Regions from separate parts of the Homo sapiens genome. Here region 2 is linked to region 1. The links are chromatin contacts, found by Hi-C or POLR2A ChIA-PET in ENCODE. All regions are on one chromosome and are shown on one strand. The core of a region is the stretch at or near the end of the contact, and the rest is flanking DNA. Distances in the headings are between cores, read along the strand shown.

The links. A loop is a pair of places that touch in the nucleus more often than their neighbours do. ChIA-PET counts read pairs that join two places held with the same protein, here RNA polymerase II (POLR2A). Pooled maps may share reads with other maps.
Region 2: a pooled map shows a loop between it and region 1 (2.4-fold over the local background). The contact joins two enhancer-like sites. A Hi-C loop is called at or near these places in 3 of 168 maps with a recorded cell type or tissue (chondrocyte, heart left ventricle and sigmoid colon) and 11 of 50 pooled maps. POLR2A ChIA-PET finds 5 or more read pairs at or near these places in 6 of 52 experiments (BJ, MCF 10A, PC-9 and 3 more).

What each region holds. Positions count from the first base shown.
Region 1 is chr19:11,129,866-11,135,741 of GRCh38, reverse strand. It overlaps LDLR (low density lipoprotein receptor), which reads right to left. Exons shown (of 18, transcript NM_000527.5): 18 at 1,922-4,461. The coding sequence ends at 4,426. Among named protein-coding and RNA genes, the nearest start is that of MIR6886, 19 kb to the right of the region's middle. Within about 2 kb of position 4,626, at least 17 of the 41 ENCODE cell types and tissues checked have a DNase peak (open chromatin) inside an H3K27ac peak, as active enhancers do.
Region 2 is chr19:11,421,086-11,426,961 of GRCh38, reverse strand. ODAD3 (outer dynein arm docking complex subunit 3) reads left to right here. Exons shown (of 13, transcript NM_145045.5): 4 at 1-89; 5 at 178-279; 6 at 391-516; 7 at 696-818; 8 at 2,933-3,085; 9 at 4,101-4,261; 10 at 4,335-4,491; 11 at 5,130-5,285; 12 at 5,750-5,834. Among named protein-coding and RNA genes, the nearest start is that of RGL3, 4.7 kb to the right of the region's middle. RefSeq lists a silencer at 4,249-4,308 and an enhancer at 5,539-5,588. Within about 2 kb of position 4,626, at least 11 of the 41 ENCODE cell types and tissues checked have a DNase peak (open chromatin) inside an H3K27ac peak, as active enhancers do.

The sequences.
Region 1 (5,876 bases), core at 3,377-5,876:
AATAAAATAAAATGATGTCAGGTCCTTAAGGACAGACAGGGAGATTTTCATTTCTTTTTTGTTTTTTTTTTGAGACAGAGTCTCGCTCTGTCGCCCAGGCTGGAGTGCAGTGGCGCGATCTCAGCTCACTGCAAGCTCTGCCTCCTGGGTTCATGCCATTCTCCTGCCTCAGCCTCCCAAGTAGCTGGGACTACAGGCGCCCGCCACCATGCCTGGCTAATTTTTTGTATCTTTAGTAGAGACTGGGTTTCGCCACGTTGGCCAGGATGGTCTCGATCTCCTGAGCTCGTGATCCGCCTGCCTTGGCCTCCCAAAGTGCTGGGATTACAGGCATGAGCCACCGTATCAAGACTTCATTTCTTTTTTTTTTTTTTGTAGATGGAGTCTTGCTCTGTTGCCCAGGCTAGAGTGCAGTGGTGCGATCTCGGCTCACTGCAAGCTCCAACTCCCAGGTTCACGCTATTCTCCTGCCTCAGCCTCCCAAGCAGCTGGGACTACAGGCGCCCACCACCACGCCTGGCTAATTTTTTGTATTTTTAGTAGAGATGGGGTTTCACTGTGTTAGCTAGGATGGTCTCGATCTCCTGACCTCATGATCTGCCCGCCTCGGCCTCCCAAACTGCTAGGATTACAGGTGTGAGCCACCACACCCGGCTTTCATTTCTTATATCCCCTGTAGTGTCCCACAAGCCTACGGCAGAGCATGGTTCGCACTTAGCACTCAACAGATATTTGTCGAGTGTATGAATGGATGAGCAGGGGACTTGACAAAATCTCCAACTCAGAGAAGCGACAGCAGAGAACACAATCACCAGCTCAGCCATCACAGCACCTGCCAGGCACTGTGGCAGCCCACGGAGATTGCATCTTGCCCGGAGTTCTGGGAGTCTTCCCCTTCTGGGTCCTTCTCCTGGGGAGTCCAATCCACAAACAGATGACAGAAGGAAGTGAGGCCAGGCGCGGTGGCTCACACCTGTAATCCCAGCACTTTGGGAGACTGAGGCAGGCAGATTACCTGAGGTCAGAAGTTCAAGACCAGCCTGACCAACATGGTGAAACCCCGTCTCTACCAAAAATACAAAAATTAGCCAGGCTAGGCCAGGTGTGGTGGCTCACACCTCTAATCCCAGCACTTTGGGAGGCCGAGACGGGTGGATCACAAGGTCAGGAGATCAAGACCATCCTGGCTAACACGGTGAAACCCTGTCTCTACTAAAAATACAAAAAATTAGCCGGGCGTGGTGGCGGGTGCCTGTAGTCCCAGTTACTCAGGAGGCTGAGGCAGGAGAATGGCATGAACCCGGGAGGCGGAGCTTGCAGTAGGCAGAGATCACGCCACTGCACTCCAGCCTGGGCGACAGAGCAAGACTCCATCTAAAAAAACAAAAAAATTAGCGTTGGCCACCCGCGGTGGCTCACGCCTGTAATCTCAGCACTTTGGGAGGCCGAAGCAGGTGGATCACAAGGTCAGGAGATCGAGACCATCCTGGCTAACATGGTGAAACCCCGTCTGTACTAAAAGAAGTACAAAAAAAAATTAGCCGGGCGTGGTGGCAGGCGCCTGTGGCCCCAGCTACTCAGGAGGCTGAGACAGGAGAATGGCATTAACCTGGGAGGCAGAGCTTGCAGTGAGCCGAGATCACACCACTGCACTCCAGCCTGGGTGACAGAGCGAGACTCTGTCTCAAAAAAAAAAAAAAAAAAAAAATTGGCCAGGCGTGGTGGCACTCACCTGTAATCCTAGCTACTAGGGAGGCTGAGGCAGGAGAATTGCTTGAACCTGGGAGGCGGAGCTTGCAGTAAGCCGAGATCATGCCACTGCACTCCAGCCAGGGGTGACAGAGCCAGGCTCCATCTCAGGAAAAAAAAAAAAACAAAAAGAAGCGCGCGAACAGAAGAACGTGCATCGAGTTTAGACAAATTGGTTCATTTAAGAAATTTAATTGATCACAGTAAGACATTCAGGCTACAAAAACCTTCTATACAGTGGTTTAAAAAGTGACACCCATCTCCCAGAAGCCACTCATACATACAACGGGGACATCATTCTCCCAAAAAGCGTTGCACACAGTCCAGTTCGTGCAAATAATCTTTGTACATAAAGAAGAGGCATTTCAGAGGCAATAACCCCCTACACAGGGCCCCGAGAATAGTCACTGAACAAATACAGCAACCAGGGTTTGCAAAAATAAATAGATTTTATATATATGTGTGTATATATATATATATAAGTGATAACAGTTTCAACCAATATACAAAGTGCAAACATAACAAAAAATCCCCACTATCTGTACAGGGACGCATTTACGTGCTCCGAAACCAGAAAGGCTTATCACGGTTCCCTGCACTGGGGGGGACACAGTGTTTTGTCCCTGGGGACAATTGCCAATCCCTTGTGACATCTTCACGCGGGAGTCTGACGGAGGCTGTCACTGTCTCTCCGGACATCAGTGCAACAGTAACACGGCGATTTCAGAAAGAACCTGAAGTCCCGTCAAACGATCCAGACTGGAGGATTTATTTATTTTTTTATAGTTGTATTTCTGAAATAGGGTCTTCATCTGTTGCCCAGGCTGGAGTGCAGTGGCTCGATCATGGCTCACTGCAACCTCCACCTCCTGGGCTCAGGCGATCCTCCTGCCTCAGCCTCCCAAGTAGCTGGGATCACAGGCACGTGCCACCGTACCCAGCTGATTTTTAACTTTTTGGTTTTTGTAGAGATGGGATCTCGCTTTGTTGCTCAGGCCTGGTCTCCAACTCCTGAACTCAAGTGATCCAGCTCAGCCTCCCAAAGTGCTGGGATTACAGGCGTGAGGCACCTGTGTCTGGCCAAATTCATTTTTTAAGAGATGGGGTCTTACTATGTTGCCCAGGCTGGAAAGCAGTGGCATAATCATAGCTCACGACAGCCTCAAATGCCTGAGCTCAAACCATCCTCCCACCTCAGCCTCGCCATGCCTGGCCAGAGGCCATGGGCTGCTGATGCACCATGCATGGTTTTTTTTTGTTTTTTTTTTTTGAGACGGAGTCTCGCTCTGTCGCCCAGGCCAGACTGCGGACTGCAGTGGCGCAATCTCGGCTCACTGCAAGCTCCGCTTCCCGGGTTCACACCATTCTCCTGCCTCAGCCTCCCGAGTAGCTGGGACTACAGGTGCCCGCCACCACGCCCGGCTAATTTTTTGTATTTTTAGTAGAGACGGGGTTTCACGTGTTAGCCAGGATGGTCTCGATCTCCTGACCTCATGATCCACCCGCCTCGGCCTCCCAAAGTGCTGGGATTACAGGCGTGAGCCACTGCGCCCGGCCTCACCGTGCATGTTTTAAACACATACCCATCAACGACAAGATTGGGGAAGTGAATGGCTTGGAGGCATTTGCATAGAAGTGGAAGCACTAGGTGGGCGGACATAAAGACGACAATGGCAGTTCTCGATATTCACGATCACGGCTTTGAAGTCCCGGTCAACCTGCCCCTCTCTGTCCCCGGCATTCATTGACACGGGCTTTCCCTGGCCTGGGATCCCATCCCAACACACACGACAGAAAACAGTGCAAAATAATAACACAAATGCCAAATGTACACAGTGTACAACTCTGAACTGAGAAAGTGCAAGGAGACCACGGGAATGGAAGTGGGTAGGGGTCGGGAGGATGGGCACCAGGCTGGTGTCCTGACAGCCACACCTGGGTGCAGGCCACGTGTCCTCACGGCCAAGGTAACCGGGTGTCTCAGGCACTTAATAAATATTAAGGGTGACCAGTGACTCAGGCTCTGCCTCTGGGAAGTGGCATCATTTGGTGAATGAGTTTGGTCTCGGTGCCACCACGGATTCAGCCAGATCATTTCCGACGCCATGAATCCCTTTCCTGGCTTAAGGAAGGTACAAACCCACCTCGAAAGACACTGGGTGGGTCATGATTCGGGGGTGACAGGGCAAAGGCTAACCTGGCTGTCTAGCAAGGCTTGCATAGAAGAGGTAAACACGTTGACTCCTGAGTTTAGGGGTTTGGCTTAGAGATTGGTGGATGAGGCAGGGCCAGGGGGTCCCGTTGGTGCCATCTGCTGTTGTGTGTTGAAAGCCACTTGCTTCTCTGGGCCTGACATCCCCTCCCCTTTCATCTTCCATGTTTGAGGATTGTGTCACGGTGGAGAGAAACTCAAAACTTCCTGGAGAGAAATGGAGGTGTCATCCTGGTCCCCCCGGGCCTGTTTCTCTTATCCTTCACGAGGAAAGGAAGAAACCAAAATCCCAACCCAAGCCATTGCATGGGCACTGTCCGAAGCCTGTTCTGCCTCCCAGATGAATAAATATATAAAACAAAGCTCTGGCAGGCAATGCTTTGGTCTTCTCTGTCTTTGAATAAAACAAGGCCGGCGAGGTCTCAGGAAGGGTTCTGGGCAGGGACGGGACTCCAGGCAGATGTTCACGCCACGTCATCCTCCAGACTGACCATCTGTCTCTGCCAACAAATGGTAAACAGCGGAAACTATCAGTCCAGCATTCAGGAAACACGGCTGGAGGCCACCTACTTCTCACCTCCTGGGCCTGGCAGCCTCCCCCAGCCTGATCCCCAAGCATGTTCCCCCAGGAGCCGCCAGAGGGAGACGGTGAGTACCGGATTCAGTCACTTCCCACCGCTCTCAGGGCAAAAGCCAAAGTCCTCCCCAGTGGCCCACAAGGCTCTGCACAACCTGCCTGGTAGCCTCCTGCCTTTTTACCCCTCTCTCTGTTTGCTCCAGCTACAACGGCCTCAAACCCAACAGGCACGGTCCAGCCTCAGGGCCTTCGCACAGGCTGTTCTCCTGGTTCAGAGAAGGCTACCTACCCTAAACCCCTTGTGTAAAGATCAAGGCGGGCGCAGTGGCTCACGCCTGCAATCCCAGCACGTGGGGAGGCCAAGGCGGGTGGATCACTTGAGGTCAGGAGTTCGAGACCAGTCTGGGCAACATGGCGAAACCTCGTCTCTACTAAAAATACAAAAATTACCCGGGCATAGTGTTGTAATCCCAGCTACTCAGGAGGCTGAGGCTGAGGCATAAGAATTGCTTGAACCCAGGAGGCAGAAGTTGCAGTGAGCCAAGATCACAGCACTGCACTCCAACCTGGGTGACAGAGAGAGACTCTGTCTCAAAATAAAAAATAAAAGCAAAAAAATAAAACACCTCCTCTCCCTTCCTCCCTCCTGGCCCTCTGGAAACCCTTCTTTGAATTTTTTTTTTTTTTTAAGAGACAAGGGCTTGCTCTGTCACCCAGGCTGGAGCGCAGTGACGCAATCACAAGTCACTGCAGTCTCAATCTCCTACCTTAGCCTCAAGCAATCCTCCTGCCTTAGCCTCCCTAGTAGCTGGAACTAGGCGCTCATCACCACACTGGGCTAAATTTTTATTTTTTGCAGAGATGGGGTCTTGCTGTGCTGCCCAGGCTGGTCTTGAACTCTGAGCTCAGGTGATTCTCCTGCCTCAACCTCCCCAAGTTCTGGGATCACATGTGTGAACCACCATGCCGGGCCTCTGAACTCCTTTTTTTTTTTTTTTTGAGATGGAGTTTTGCTCTTGCCTCCCGGGCTGGAATGCAGTGGCGCGATCTCGGCTCACTGCAACCTCTGCCTCCTAGGTTCAAGCGATTTTTCTACCTCGGCCTCCCGAGTAGCTGGGATTACAGGCGCCCACTCCCACGCCTGGCTAATTTTTTGTATTTTTAATAGAGACGGGGTTTTGTCATGATGGCCAAGCTGGTCTCAAACTCCTGACTTCAGGTGATCCGCCAGCCTCGGCCTCCCAAAGTCCTGGGATTACAGGCATGAGCCACCGCGCCCGGCCTCTGAACTCCTTTTGACTTTCTTTGCCCTGTCACCATCTGATGGAGCTCTCTATT
Region 2 (5,876 bases), core at 3,377-5,876, 290 kb before region 1:
AGAGGCGGCTGGAGGAGCTCCAGCTGCAGCACAGCCTGCGCCTTCTGGAGATGGCGGAGGCGCAAAACAGACACACGGAGGTGGCCAAGGTAGGGGCGGGTGAGGCCTGCAGGGCAGAGGGTCGTGTGGGAGGGATTGAGTGCGGAGGGCCCTCAGCCCAGCCCTGCTGCTCTCCAGACCATGCGGAACCTGGAGAACCGCCTGGAGAAGGCCCAGATGAAGGCGCAGGAGGCCGAGCACATTACCAGCGTGTACCTGCAGCTCAAGGCCTATCTAATGGTAGGGACTAGGAGGGCTCGGGTGAGATGACAAACAGGGAGGGCGGGCTTGGCTAGGGACAGCAGTCACAGACCTGCACCATCTCCGCTACCCCTCCCCACCACGCCCCAGGACGAGAGCCTCAACTTGGAGAACCGGCTGGACTCCATGGAGGCTGAGGTGGTGAGGACCAAACATGAGCTGGAGGCACTGCACGTGGTGAACCAAGAGGCCCTCAATGCCCGGGACATTGCCAAGGTGCCACCCCTCTTGCCCTCGGCCATCCTGCCCAGCTGCCGCGGTCTCCCAGCTTGAGAATCTGACCTCAGCTGTCCCTGAGCTTCCCCTACGCCCCCGCCCCCATCTATCTCCCAGCACCCTGCGGCGGGCAGTGGTAGGTGCCAGCTGGTCTCCCTGCTACCCTGCCCGCCCTCCAGAACCAGCTGCAGTACCTAGAGGAGACCTTGGTTCGAGAGCGCAAGAAGCGGGAACGCTACATAAGTGAGTGCAAGAAGCGCGCCGAGGAGAAGAAACTGGAGAACGAGCGCATGGAGCGCAAGGTGGGCGCACCCAGGGGTGCGCGCCTGTGACTCCAGCCCAGCCCAGCACAAACCAGCCATGCCCTGGCTCTCCCTCATCCTAGGCCTTCTCCCATTTTCTGTTTCTCCTAACCCCGCCCCCTCTCTGACTCCACCCCCACTTGGTGCGAAGACCCCTCCCACATCCCTGACCCCGCCTCTCCTCCCCTCCCCTCCTAAGCGACTGCACCATTTTGGCTCTGACATGGCCTCCAGCCTTCCCCTTACTCAGTGACCCCCCTACCCATCCTTTCCCACCTGACTAGACTGCCTGTCCTGAATCTGACCGTGCCTCTGAGCCAACCGTTGCCTAAGGCCCTGCCCCCTCACTCTTGGCCCCGCCCCTGCACCTGCCCTGAGGCTGCCTCCCATCCAGCCCTCACCAAAGCCCTGTCCTGCCTTTTTGTTTTTTGGGTTGTTGTTGTTGTAGTTGTTGTTTGATAGGTTTTTTTTGCATATATATATATATATATACGTATATACATATATATACATATATGCATATATGCATATATACACACACATATATACACATATACATACATATATACATACATACACACATATATACATATATACATACATACACACATATATACATATATACATATATACACACATATATACATATATACATATATACACACATATATACATATATACACACACATATATGTATATATACATATACACATATGTGTATATACACATATATGTATATATACATATACACATATGTACATACACACATATATACACATATGTACATATACACATATATACATATATACACATATGTACATATACACATATGTACACATACACATATATACACATATGTACATATACACACATATACACATATGTACATATACATATATACACATATGTACATATACACACATATATACACATATGTACACATACACATATGTATATATACACATATGTACATATACACATATGTATATATACATATGTACATATACACATATACACATATGTACATATACACATATATACATATATACACATATGTACATATACACATATACATATATACACATATACACATATATACACATATGTATATATGCACATATGTATATATACACATATATACATATACACATATGTACATATACACATATATACATATATACACATATGTACATATACACATATATACATATATACACATAGGTACATATACACATATATACATATATACACATAGGTATATATACACATATATACATATATACACATAGGTATATATACACATATATACATATATACACATAGGTATATATACACATATATACATATATACACATAGGTATATATACACATATATACATATATACACATAGGTATATATACACATATATACATATATACACATAGGTATATATACACATATATACATATATACACATAGGTATATATACACATATATACATATATACACATAGGTATATATACACATATATACATATATACACATAGGTATATATACACATATATATTTATACACATAGGTATATATACACATATATACATATATACACATAGGTATATATACACATATATACATATATACATATATATACATATATACATATATATATGGATTTTTTTTTGAGACACGGTCTCTGTCGCTCAGACTAATTATAGCTCACTGCAGTCTCGACCTCCTGGGCTCAAGTGATCCTCTCACCTCAGCCTCCCAAGTAGCTGGGACTTCAGGCGCCCCACCACGCCCTGCTAATTTTGGTGTTTTTTGTAGAGACGGGGTCTCGCCGTGTTGTCCAAGCTGGTCCCGAACCCCTGGGCTCAAACAATCCTCCCGCCTCAGCCTCCTAAAGTACTGGAATTAAAGGCGTGAGCCACAGCCACCGCCCCCGCGCCCGACCTTGTCCCACTTTCTTGACACCTGCCCGGGTGCCTTTATCTGGCCCCAAGCTTTTGCCCTCTCCCTTCCCTCCAGTTTGAGCCCTGTTCCTCGCGGGCCCCTATCTGGATCCCCCTCCCCGGCCTCCTTCCCAAGCGCTGTCCACCAGCTGACCCTGGCTCTGACCTCAACCCACGAGCAGACCCACCGCGAGCACCTGCTGCTACAGTCCGACGACACCATCCAGGACAGCCTGCATGCCAAGGAGGAGGAGCTGCGGCAGCGCTGGAGCATGTACCAGATGGAGGTGATCTTTGGCAAGGTCAAGGACGCCACTGGCACTGACGAGACGCACGTGAGTTCTGCCCGCAGCCCTCTCCGCCGCGCCCCCCCCCCACCCCAGACGGGCCCCAGGGGTGCCTAAGCCGGTGAAACCGACACACCCTGTCTCCCCTCTCTGCCAGGTCGGTTATTCAGCTCACAAACCTGCTCCTTTCTTGAAAAACATCCCTTCCCCCTCCAGCTACCGTTCAGTTTTTCTGCTGCCCTTCGCAGCAAAACCCCTAGGAGCTGTCTACACTCGCCGTCATTTCTACACTCGCCTTCCGTTCTCTCTTGCACCATGCTAACTCCTTTGCCATGCCAGCTCTAGGAGAACTGGGAGTTTCGTCTCTTGTTCTGTCTCCAGTGTCTGTAACATGGTCTGGGACCCAGTGGACCGCCCAGTACCATCCTCAGATCCTGGCAAGTGGGGTCCCTGCGCCGGGTCCCTCACTGTAAAGTCTTCCTTGCATTATTCTAAGACCGCTGTGTCCCCCTTGGGTCCTGGTTCCCGCCGGTGAACACTGGACCCCAACCCTGTTTCTCCCCTCTGGGTGTCCGCCAACCTGCTGCTCCTCCGATGGGGCCGACCCCTGATGACTTCCGGGACTCCCACCTATAGGAGTACACCTATGGGGTCATCTGGGGCACTGAGGCGCAGCCCCTTTCCAGATGTGGGCCTTGTGAGCGGATGGCTCCGAAGACGGGCGGTATTTCCTGCGGAATCGGGCGAGATTCACGGCCAGAAATTGATGGCACTTTGATTTTGGAAAGAAGCTATGCTCGCCTCTCCAGTTGCCCCCGAGTTTGGGCTGACTCAAATTCCTTATATAGGCCAGAAAGGGCCCCGCAAAAATGATATATCCAGGGCTGCTCACCCTTGAAGCAACCCTGCGTCCAACCCACAGTGTCCCCATACATTGCTGTGCAAAAGGCGCCAGCTCAGGCCACCTGTCCTGCGTGCGAGGGTTCGCAGGGTGGGGGAGAGGAGGTGGAGCGCCCCTACGCTCCCTAGGCCCTGGCTCTGACTGGGGCTGGGTGGCCCGCAGTCGTTGGTGCGGCGGTTCCTGGCCCAGGGCGACACCTTCGCGCAGTTGGAGACGCTCAAGAGCGAGAACGAGCAGACGTTGGTGAGGCTGAAGCAGGAGAAGCAACAACTGCAGCGGGAGCTGGAAGACCTCAAGTACTCGGGGGAGGCCACGCTGGTGAGGTGAGGCACCGGGGCTCTGGGGAGGGCGGCGGGGCGGGCTGAGCCCCCGGGGTGACCTCCCGGCTCCCTGCAGCCAGCAGAAACTGCAAGCCGAGGCGCAGGAGCGTCTCAAGAAGGAGGAGCGGCGGCACGCCGAGGCCAAGGACCAGCTGGAGCGCGCCTTGCGGGCGATGCAAGTGGCCAAGGACAGCCTGGAGCACCTGGCCAGCAAGCTGATCCACATCACTGTGGTAGGCCCCGCCCAGGGGAAGCCCCGACAGGCCCTCCTGGGACCGCAGAGGCGCAGCCACGAAGCGGGGTTCCTGCCACACCAGCTTGCCCGAGGGAACGTGGCCTGCCACATCCTCTGTCCCGGACGTCAGAGGCCCCGCCCACAGGGGAAGCCCCACCCCATTCCTCAGAGTCCCCGCCCCACCTCCCTGGGGAAGCTCTCACTCCCCAAGGAAGCCCAAGACGTCAGAGACCCTGTCCCGTCTCAAGCTCCGCCTCCAAGGGAAAGAAGTCCCACCCTGTCCCCGAAAAGCTCGGAGACCTATCTGCAGTTCTGGAGCAGCCCGAGACAGAAGACCTATCCTGCCCGCAGCAGAGGGCCATTTCTTCAGGAGGCCATCCCACAATGGCCTCCCTCGAATCCTTACTGTTCCCAAGAGGCCTCCCCGAAACCTTTACATATAGAGTTAGAGTTCAGAGGCTCCCCCATCACAGACGTGGCCTTGACCTAAGTCCCCGCCCCCAATGGCTAGGATCGACCCTGCAGGTGGGCCCTTACCTCCTAGGCCCCGCCCCCGAAAGAAAAGCCCCGCCCCTGGGTGGAGCCTTCCAAGAGGCCCCACCCCTCTCGGCTGACCCGGCTCTACCCTGGCCGCAGGAGGACGGCCGCTTCGCGGGAAAGGAGCTGGATCCCCAGGCAGATAACTATGTGCCAAACCTGCTGGGCCTCGTGGAGGAAAAGCTGCTGAAACTGCAGGCGCAGCTCCAGGGCCACGACGTGCAGGAGATGCTGTGCCACATCGCTAACCGCGAGGTGCCCTGCAGCCATGGGGCAGAGCTCCAGAGATCTAGGAGTAGGGCTGGGTCGGAAAACCAGGGAACCGGGGGCAACTTCGGGAGACCAGATTGCAGGCTGATCAGCCAGGAAGGGGTCTCGGGGACAACGGGCGAGGTTTGACGAGCCAGGGGTGAGCCCGAGCCACGAGGGAAGAAACCAGAAGAGGTGCAGGCGGGTCCTGTGAGGCTAGAGGACGCGGCTGGGGTATCCGGATGGGGAGAGGCCTAGTGGCAGGGCCCCAGAGACCAGGGGCGGACCTGAGTGATGAGGGGGTGAAGCTGGGTATCAAGGTGCCTGCTTAAGGAGGGATGGGAGTGGGCAGTGGTCTCCAGTTGGAACTAGGGCATATCTCGGAATGGGGTAGGGAGGAGGGGGAACGTGACTTCTCGGTGGCCCCTGGCCCCGCCCACCTTCCTCTCTCGCTTCCCATCCCCGCTTAGTTCCTCGCCAGCTTAGAGGGAAGGCTGCCCGAATACAACACCCGCATCGCCCTGCCCCTTGCCACTTCCAAGGACAAGTTTTTTGGTCAGTATGGGTGGGGGGATGAAGGGGTGCGGTTGGGGCCCC